2 separate regions of the Mus musculus genome follow, and region 2 is linked to region 1. The links are chromatin loops, found by intact Hi-C in ENCODE. Cell type or tissue: left cerebral cortex. All regions are shown on one strand. Links, peaks and the distances in the headings refer to the core of each region. The heading gives the core; the rest is flanking DNA.

Evidence for each region. Hi-C counts contacts between places; a loop is a spot of excess contacts. Peaks named below come from ENCODE experiments on the same cell type or tissue, not always from the same donor. Only the 100,000 strongest peaks of a DNase experiment are listed, where the experiment ranks them.
Region 2: it touches region 1 in a loop (2.6-fold over the local background); 4 of 42 quality-filtered maps call a loop at or near these places.

What each region holds. Positions count from the first base shown.
Region 1 is chr16:45,682,434-45,687,816 of GRCm38, forward strand. Tmprss7 (transmembrane serine protease 7) reads right to left here. Exons shown (of 18, transcript NM_172455.3): 3 at 3,878-4,008; 4 at 2,138-2,205; 5 at 976-1,169. Among named protein-coding and RNA genes, the nearest start is that of Tmprss7, 8.5 kb to the right of the region's middle. In left cerebral cortex, for the core only: a CTCF peak has its summit at 2,541; DNase peaks (open chromatin) are centred at 2,561, 3,078, 4,074 and 4,603; H3K27ac peaks cover 2,307 bases.
Region 2 is chr16:45,813,615-45,818,997 of GRCm38, forward strand. All of the region lies in intron 2 of Phldb2 (pleckstrin homology like domain, family B, member 2), which reads right to left. Among named protein-coding and RNA genes, the nearest start is that of Gm52249, 21 kb to the left of the region's middle. In left cerebral cortex, for the core only: CTCF peaks have their summits at 3,270 and 3,896 (motif pointing right); DNase peaks (open chromatin) are centred at 2,341 and 3,256.

The sequences.
Region 1 (5,383 bases), core at 213-5,212:
CTTAGGCCATATGTGTGTCCTGCTACAAGCTACTGCAACGTGATCTTCCAGAAACAACACTAGACCTTTCAGGGCAAAAGGCAGGCACCTGGCCCATCACTTGCACCTGGAGAGGTGTATAACACACTTTTATGGCAGTATATTCCACACTAAACACAAATGTGTAAAAACTTTAAAAAATGGGATTTTATTCTCACATGTGTGGGCTCGTTTTCACACACAAAAGTCTGTGTCACCTTGACCCCACCTTAACCTCCAAAGGCTCAATATACAAAGACCCAGGAGCCACCAAAGTGGCTCAGCAGATGAAGGCTCTTGATGGCAATCCTGGTGACCTGACCTTAACCCTTACAGAATAGGAGAGAATCAGTTCCCACAAGTTGACTTACACACATGTGCCATAGTATGTACACACACACACAAATAAAAATATAATTGTAATAAAACCCTCATGACTGCCACTTCGCCTCCCCCACCCTTGTGTGCTCACCTCGTCTTTTCATGCTATGCAGTCCCTCCCCATCATTGAACACTCACGTGACCTTTCTCTTATTCTCCTCCTTTGCTTTGCCTAGGAAAGCCTTTTAATACCTGTCACTTTGTCCAGAGACCAAACTCAACGTTCTGTCCCCAACAATAAGAGGACAGCAAGGAAAATAAGCTAAACCTCAGTAAAATTCTTCTACTCTAGCATTTTCTTCCTTAGGGACATACTCTGAACGTGCCTCAGCTTAATAACTGAATGAAAGGGCACGTTTTACTAAATATAATTTTGCATCTATTTGTGCACAATTCTACTTTTCAGTCATACTGGGTATAGCATTAAAGAAGCCCCTTCAGCAGCAATAGCTCCAAAGTCCAGCTAATCCTCTACTCCTGGGATCGTGAGAGTCTCTACTACGATGTTAACAGTGATAATGTGAGTATCAGACGTGATGTTGAAGAATGCTTAAAGGAGAATTACCCAACAATCACCATTTAATACCACAGAGTCCATATCCACAGCCAGACCCTGCAAGCTCCCCACAGAAGTGCGGTTTATGATACTGGTTTGAATGGAGTCCTTCAAGATGGCCGCCACACACTCCTCACAGAAGATGTGGCCCTTGGCATGTGGCATAACAAACACAATCCAAAAGTGGACCAGGAGACCGCCTTTGTTGTTACTGCTATAGTAAAAAGAGAGAAAGAAATGTTCAAGGCTACATTATAGAATGCAGACATGCCCAGGACCATAGAAACTGACAGATTCAAGGTCACTGAGCACACGTTTCAAATGAACCTAATGCCCTTCCGTAGGTTGTCTTTCAACCTGCTGTAAGGATTTGAAAGAGAAAACCCATGCTATGTGTGATCTAATCATTGTGTGGGATTCAAATCTGGAAACATTACTGCACAGCTGCATCTCCACAGAGATTCCCCTAAGGGTATCCAACCAGAAGTTACTACCCAATTCAGTGTCTCCACCCAGTGTTAAATCTGCTTCATGCAATTGACCTATTAACATTCCACTTCTGCAGATGAGAAAATTGTGGACAAGTATAGTACAAATATCACACAGCCAATATGAAGTGGATCTAAAAACAGAGTCCAATTTTCTTTTCAATATGACAGTGCTCTGCAGTAAATAACTTTGGGAATGCAAGTTAAGGAAAACAAGTAGTTTGATTCCCTCGAAGGTGTCTCAATACCTTTACTATACTCCTGGAGATTATGAGTCTCTGCAGCTATACTGGGGGTGGAGACATGTGGCTGTAGTAGACAGAGCACAATTTTTCCTAAATAAATATTATTTTACCATGAGATTCTTTTTTCTTCTCAGACAATACCTAGTGGCCAGTTTTTCACTGAACGTGTTTTGGAAAGTAGTGGCCTGTGCCTTATTCCTGTATCTATCATCCACCCACCATGGTGTCCATGTTTGTGAACATTTTCCCTAGCATGGCTGGAATTGGGATTACATCTAGGTGGAGAAAGGCAGACGTGGTAAATTTAAAACAAACTTGGTGTGACAGCCCAGCTGAGAGTTGGGTCATTAGTTTTGCTAAAGGGGGTATTCACCACCAACAAATTATCTCTGAGTTGGGGATTTTATTGCAAGAATGGTAAGAATTCCTGAAGCAGGGGCATACATTACCTGACGTCTGCAACCACAGACTGCTTATAAAATTTGGAGAAAGCAGATGTTGTATAAACAAGGTTTACCTGAAAATAAAGAGATTAACTTAATTCTTTCAAGCTTGTTTTTCTTAGGGCCACACTCCAACAGCTAGTAGAGGGGAAAGCAGGCTTCAAACAGAAGGCTTCTAACTCCAAACCCAGACAGTATCTCTTGGTTTTAATTCAGTCCTTACTTCTGAAGCAGTTCTTAGAATTGTCAGTTATTCTTACCCATTTTTTCTGTTTAAAGTCTGTCATCGAGTTTAACTTCTGGGTTCTTTCAATTCCTTTTATTAGTTTTCTCCGTGGTTTTAAAAAAAAAAATCAAACTCATTTTATCTATAGCTTCAGATCTGCTTATTCTCGAGGATAAGTTCCAATATTAGCCACAAGGCGGCGCGTGGTGCCCACAGTCGGGCCAACTGTCCCCAGACCAGCTGACCCAAAACTCAAAGGAAACCTTTTTCAGTCAACTTAACCTTCTTTGTCTTCAACTTACCCTCTTTGTCTTCACTTAGCTTTCCTAAAGCTAAACTCATTCTCTTCTCAAAATACCCACCCAGATGCCCAAATCCTAAAAGTTCTATAATATTGTGGAAAATAATATAACGATTATAAAGTTTAAAGTAACCACACACCACACACACATACATTGCCTAAACCTGTTGGGCCTCCATTGGTTTGGTTTATATTCTCCCTGCCTGCATCATATCCATAATTTGAGGCATAATCGCTGCAGGTATATGCGAGGTGAAGGATTTCCAGCTGTAGCTCTTGGCAGTCAGTAAGAAGTGACCTGACCATGGCTGTCACTTTCAAACCCCTCCTCATTTCTTGCTGCAGTGAGGTCATTGGCAACCCTCTGCATTGCTGCAGAGGTCCAAGTTAGCAGAAGCTTTCCCAGTGTCCCTCTGTGCCAGGAGCCCTGAATAGACTTTTCTCCTAGATGCTTTTAGAGACTCATCTGTGGGAGTGAGCAGAGTTGTGCATAATTCATGACAGCGTTGATTCTGTATTATGTATAATGTAAAAAAATAACTAGAGAACAGCTTAAATGTCCAATAAAAAGGGATTTGTTAACTTTGGGACTATTAACACTTGCTTTTAAAAGAACATTGGCTTGCATAGGAAGTCTAAAAGTCAATGCTAAGAGAAAAACATCACTCTATAACAACAACTGAGAATACTCCAATATCACAGGGCCCTCATGCCGTTGTAGGGCACAATAAGAGCTTTGTCTCTGGAAATAACATTGAAAACTGATGATTTACTTTTAATACTCTTCCAAAATTTAGTAATTTTACAGTATTCATTATTTGAATAAAAAGCACATTTCTTTTAAACATAAAGAGATGGCCAGGGTGATGCTGAAATAAATATGTAGAAATTAATGGGTATGTTTGAACTTCAGAACTGGAAGCTGTTTTAAAGATCACATGATATCCTTTATTTCACACAGGAGAAAAATAGAAGTTGAAAGAGCTATCTGAATGTGGTTGTGTCTTACAGTGAAGATGGACAGAACAGAGAGAAAAAAAAGGCGCGTGTATCTTAAAGCACAGATGAACTAAAATTTATGTTTCCTTCCAGCAGCTTTCTTTCTGCATCCTGTCTTCTATTTCCTAAACCCAGTGAGCCAGGGCATTGAAGAAACCCATCCCTTCCAACCCCCGCTCCTGTGGTCCCCACCCTCTTGCCCCTGCACCCATGTCCTTACCACTTGCTGTACTGTCTTTGCCATGGAGAGAAATTCCCTAGACTCCTTCTGCCGGTACTCAGGAAGGAACTCAATGTTGGTGATGCGGAACATTCCAACAAAATAAAAAGCATCTTTGCTCTCTGTCTTACCTGAAAAACAAGAGAGAAGGCGGGGAGGTTGGACAGCTAAGCGATGTCTGATGCACGTTGGCAGGAGTCTCCTAAAACGATTTCAGCTTAGGCAAAACAAGTACTTTAGCGCATATCAGAATCTGTAAAACTCAAGAACAGACCTAGTGGCATTTTTTTCCTTCAGCAGCCAATCATCCTAGCTCTTATCTACCCAGCTTATCTGCTACTGGCAAATACTTCAAGGCAAGATTCAAAGGTAAAAGCTACATTTCTTGGAGTTTATTCTGGTGTCTCTAGCGGGTTAATAACACACACAGCTCTCATGGGTTCCATGTCTGCAAGCTGTAAAGTGGTAAGGGGCATGCACCCTCAGGCTGGGCTACAGTCAGCATGGTGGGGGAAGAGAGGAGAAACCTCCTGACTGTTTGGAGCTTCCACTGAGCTACTGGCTGACTTGTGGACCTAATAGGCAGCAATAAGTCCACGCTTCTTACTCTACCCAACATATGGAGCCCTGATCCTTACCAATATGGCCTTCAGCTCAGCGTGGGGTCACTCCTACTCAGATCTGCTCTGGGAACTGTAAGACTAGGTTTCTTGGCATGAACTTTGCTGACAGATGGACAGAGGCAAGGCTGGCTGCATCTACATGGGCTCAGGGTCCAGGAGAAAAAAGAGGGTGGCTGGGGGAATTGGAGTCTAGCCCTCTTGCTCTACCTCCTCCCTCACAGTGCTGGGTGTTGAACAGGTGGTAGGCAAGCACTATAGCAATGGATCACAGTCTCCTCTTCGTTTCTAATTTCTCTCTCCTGTCTCTGCAGCATCTTATGGACATGGTTTTATTTTATTGATATATATTTATTGATTCCTGCATTCACTGCCATGCAGGGAACCATGGCCCTGCAGGTAGGAGTTAAGCACTCTCCACTGGGCTATGCTCCTCCCATCCATTGGTCTTTTAAGACTAGTCTCTCAAGGATAACACAGGCTGTCCATGAAATTCCAATCTTCCCACCTTCATCTCCTAAGTGCTAGAATTGTAGTCCTGTGCTTCCATGACAGGCTTCTCACAGGCTTTGTAACTCCCTTCCCTGTGGCTGTCACCCCTGGGCAGCAGTCTTAAGCGCTCTGAGGGAATGCAAGGCAAATCACTGTTTTATCTCAACCTCCAAAATAGTTAAGTCCCTGATTTACCTTTGACCTCAAGACATTTGGTGGAGAAGAAAAAGAGAGAGGGGTAGCAGAAATAGAGAAAGAAAATCTTCTGGTCAACATAAGGCCTCCCATCCGGTGAAGCTAAACAGAAGATGGTTGGCTTTAAAGATGGAATCCACAGGAGTGGCAGGTCAGCCCTCTTATGGGGTCTGTCGGGGTCACTTAGGCCAAAGCAAAG
Region 2 (5,383 bases), core at 319-5,318, 130 kb after region 1:
TTAATGCTGGTTTGGGGGAAATCCTGGGCCTGCAGGTGACATCAGAAATGATGTGCTGTGTAGAGAAAGCATCCTTTCATCTTGTAACTGGCCTTTCTATTTGCCCTGACTCGCCTTTCTACTGTTCTTATCAGTCTGGGGGAAAAAATCATCTAATTAAGATGCCATAACTGTTCCTACAGATTGGCTTGACAAATTGCCTTCATGTGACATTTAACAGTTTACTAAGAATATTATAGACTGTCTGAGAAGTCTATTTTCAAATTCACAGTCAAGGAAGTACTTCACTCTGCTACTCTTGATTTAAATGGTATTGACTCAGTGCCCACCCAAAGTGTTGAGCAGTAATGGGGCTCATCAGTGGGGTCAATCTGGAAGGGGGCTCATCTGTGGGGTGGATCTGGAATGGTGCACATCAGTGGCATTGAGCTGTAATGGGGCACATCTACAAAATGAAAGTTCAATAGCTTTAAGTGGCTATGTCTGCTGGGGAGGCAACTGCAGGTTGTTGGAAGGTAACTAACAATATGGCAAATAGTAACTAACCATCAAACTCCTGTTATAAGTGACTTACTATGAAGATCTTATATGAATACACTTATCATCCTCCTTTGTAATAATAATAATCATTGAAATAAAACATAAAGAACTAACAAAGACACTTGAGTCTGTCTTTCAATATCCCTTTAAGATACTAACTACACAAAGGAAAAACCCCAATACACAGCCTAAGGAGGTGGTGAGCATCCTACGTGTTCTTCCTAAGTGTCCTCCTTGGTCCCATTCCACTGCTGTGCTACTGTAGCTAAGCGCACAACTCAAGGCCAGACCCCCAGAGTCTGAATTCTGATTCTGGATTTACATTTGCAGTTTCCAGCCAGACAGGTGCCTTGTGTTTCAGTTTAGTGTATAAAACAGGGTAACTAGAGTGTACTAGACAGTGCAGGGCTGAGCTAAGACTTTTCTTCCTGACTCACAGTAACCTGGAAGAAAACGCTTGAACATCTCACTGTTACTCATTCCTCTATTCCCACCAATACAGACAAATGTATGTTCCCCGTGGCACACTAAATTCAATAGAGTGGGTTCTAGAAAGAATTGGTCTTAACAAAATCCAGTCTCCAATATACACTACACCCTTGACATAAAACCCCGGATGCTACTCATGTTGCCCTTGGCTCTGCCTTAGAACTTCGGAGGTCAGCTGAGTAATATTATCATGCAAATGTCTGAGCCATTTGTCACTTCCCACCTTTGCTTGTACTCAGAGACATGAAGCTTGTTAGCAAGCAATTCTTCAAACACACATTTTACTCTTACACATGTGTGCCTTGTCTCCCTCAAACCTATTGCCTCTACTATTTCTAGCTGTGTCTCTATGATAGAAGGGACTGATAAATTAAAAAGCTGTAAATATAAAAATATTATAGTTATTAAAATACATTTCATTATTGACACATGTAATAATGGAGTATAAAATTATAGCTTGTATAAAGTATTCATTTATGCTTGAGGCAGCGTTTACTTGTGTTTTCTTGCATATCCAACATGCCTAATGTAATATAGTTTAACTAATTCTAGTAATTTTTACCCAGCAATGTTTTTTAGCTACCTTTTCCAATTCACAATTATTCGTATTTTGCTAGGCAGACTCAGGTTCATTTCAGCAAGCCCTTTCAACAAGGGACCTCTGTATTTGCATTTGAAGTCAACTGTCAAGCAAGCCAGGTTTAAACTGGTTTAAACTTAAAAAAAAAAGTTAAAGATGAAAGACCTGTAATATTAACATATATTATTCAAAAATACTGTGATTGACTGGCTAGCTAGCGTTGGGGTGGGGAGCAGATGCCTAGCATTCTAAGGGGGGGGGGCATGTGTGTCTCCTTATTAAAGCACTCATTCAAAATAAAGAAAATTCATGAGAGAAATACATGTTCTATGGCATCTAAGAAAACCTGCCACATTGCTTTACTCTTACAGTGTGTCTGAGGAACCCCAAACAGCGAATGAGCCCCTTTACAGACACCAAGTGCTGGTCATACTACCAGAGCGCCAACATGGCCATTCTCTGCCTAATTTTCACTTGGGCTTGATCAAATTCAGGATCATTTGGTTTCTTTTGAAAGATTATAATCTACAAAACACCAGATAAAATAATTACTTTAAAATTTTACATACTATTTTACTCTGTTTAATGAAAATCAGTTTGTGGGCGGCACCAACATCATTACTTCTTTCCATTCTCCAGCTCTATCCTTGGGTCTGGAGAGATGACACAGCAGTCATAGGCAGCTCTTATTGGAGGAACTGGGCTCAGTTCTCATCACCCACATAATGGCTCGCAGCCATCAGTAACTCCAGATGCAAGGGATCCAGTGCTTTTTTTTCTGGCTTCTACAGGTACCATACATGCATGTGGTACACACACATACATGCAGGCACCACATTCATACACACAAACCAAAAATAACTTAAAAACCCTTTATCCACCCTCTTCTAAAAATCTAGTAATCTTTGTACATCAAGACGATAGTGAAAAATATAGGGAAACTATCTGTAAAAAGAGAGAGTAGACTGTTGCCGGTGTTTCTCCATTGCTTCTGCCTTCAGGTCCCTGCTTGAATTCCAGCCCTGACATCCCTGGATGATAGGCTATGATGTGGAAGTGAATAAAGTGATGAATGTGTTTCTCTGATGGTACTTGTAGGTTTCTATACTTCTTGGAATATTAATCTCAAATGTTAAAAACATTGCCCATTTCAAAGCTTCCCATGAGCCTTTCTAGAATCGGAAATAGTAACAAATATAATATTAACCCAAAGTCACTGAAACCTATTCTTTTATGAAAATAGTTTTTTTTTTTTTTTTTTTTTTGTTACAAGGCAGATCCATTAAAAAACTTCTAGTTTAGATGCACTAAGTAACTTGCCAATGGATAATACACACTCAATGCAAAGCCAACAGATCTCTCCGAAGTGTTCATGTACTCTTGGTATCAATATAATGTCAATATTCTTCTAGTTTTTTACACACATGAATTTGTTTCATCAGCTTTGTTCTTTATTTAAAAGCAAGTGTTCATGTATTGACTTATGTGGAAAGAGTGGGGTTTCTTCCATAACCTCCCACAATAGCATGCAGTGCTCTTTTTAGTTGAAGCAGCCTTCTGCATTTAAGTGTGAAGCCTGAGAGTGAAAAGGCTTTGATGGTTCAGAATCCACAGCACTTGCTTCTGAGAAGCATTTTCTAAATGCATGGCACCATCAAGAGGCAATAGCTTGTACTGCCACTGTAATAAGAACCTAGGGTTTGCTCTCAAAAGGTAGAGGAGCCTGCTTTGAACAGTCATTCCCACACCCTATTGTATTACAGACTATACAGTCTTTAGCTCCTCACAGCCCTCAAGTACAACCATGAAATTATTGCTAGCTGTAACCTTCCCTCCATACTCCTTTCCTGCCCATCTGTCTCAAATAGGAGAAGAAGAGGGCAAAGACATGACAACTCTTCCTTTCAGTTCCCAGAGGATAACTGGCAGACCTAACTTGTTAAAGATTGATTCCTTCAATATTTAAGGAATGCCTTCATATGTGCCATCAGTTTATTTGAAAGATGAAGAGAGCAAACTCTTACTTTGTTCTCCAATGAGCCAAGGTGATCTGATGATTGATAATATTCTACATATCACCCAATGGTTATAGGTTTATTTATTTACAGACCAAGGAAGACTGTTTACTTAGAAGCATAGCTTATTTGGGTATAGACAGAATTGTCAACCTAATTCTGTTCTGCCCAATGCTATGTATTTAATTTCATCTACTTTTTTTTAAAAGATTTATTTATTATTATATATAAGTACACTATAGCTGTTCTCAGATGCACCAGAAGAGGGCATCAGATCTCATTACGGATGGTTGTGAGCCACCATGTGATTGCTGGGATTTGAACTCAGGACCTTCGGAAGAGCAGTCGGTGCTGTTAACCACTGAGCCATCTCTCCAGCCCCTTCATCTGCTTTTAAAAAAGTTTTTCTTAATGGAAGAAAGTTTAGAATGACTACTTGGCTATTATTTATGTTTTGCATTATATTTCTAAGCTGGATCTATCAGTCCATGAGAGCGGATGAAGACAAGGAATTGGGGCAGGGTGGGGCAGTAATCACTGGCTACTTCAAATGCAGAAGCTGAGAAAAGGTTCTGTGGGAATAATTCAACACTCGGTCTGGACCTTCAGAGGAAATCTAGTAATTATTATTCTATCTCAGAATACCAAAAGGCAGCCATCTTTAAAATTAACCTGGGCCACTGAGCTTATTTGTTTCATAGACCAACTCCTGGCTCACTTCCCAGCAGTCCAAACATTTTTAAATACTAAAAGCACGTCAGGATGTAGCAAGCGGAAGAGCCATGTCAGGAAGGAGACTGTGGTGGTATGTGTGTGTTTGTGTGTGTGTGTGTGTGTGTGTGTGTGTATGTGTGTGACTTCCATACTTAAGCCTGCTTTTGTGTTTCAATGACCTTCTTGGTAAGATTTTAAAAGGTTAATACCACAATTAGATAAAAATGACTATTCTCTTAGCATTGAATGTTATACCTTTTTCTATCCAACCAAGAAATGTTGCCAAATTTAATTTGCCCCAGCTCTGGCACCAAGGTTTTAGATGCTTTAAGCTGTTTTTCAGGGACCGGGGTGATAAGCACACAAAAGAGCAGGAACAAAAAGAGACGCCCAACACACTGACAGGTAATGTGTCTTTGGCCTTCCTCTCCACCCTCCCCACCCGCCCTGTGCTCACCAGTTTTGGATCCCTATAGAACTCTGTCTTCATGACAAAACTGAATAATGTTAACCATAATCTCTCTGATCCTTGAAATATGATCTGCATTTGGATATTGGAAAACAAGCAAATGAATGGCATAAAACACAAACATTTCTCATATGTGTTGATTTACACTGTCATTTCATTTTGGAACCATCAGGTTTATGGTCTGTTCAACAGTATATAAACAAGATTCTGAAACCCACTGGTACCCAGAGCCTCAGTTCTCATAAGACTCTGAAAAGCACCAATCCTGATTCAAACAAACAAAGCCACCAAAACTCACCAACAAGCAACAACAACGAAGAAAACCACCAACACAACAAAACAAAATGACAACAAAGAAAATAATTCACAATGGCTCATTTTGATTGTCAACTTGACTGAAATGACAGACATCTAGATTTAGCAACATGTCTGGCTGTGCCTCCGTGGGCATTGCTAAAGATTTCTGGCATATAGGACAACTGCAGGGTAAAATTTCCCAATGAATATTGGTAGCACCTTCTAAAAGGCTTGGGGCCCCAGTGGGACAAACAGCTAAAGAAGGAAGAAGCCAGTCGG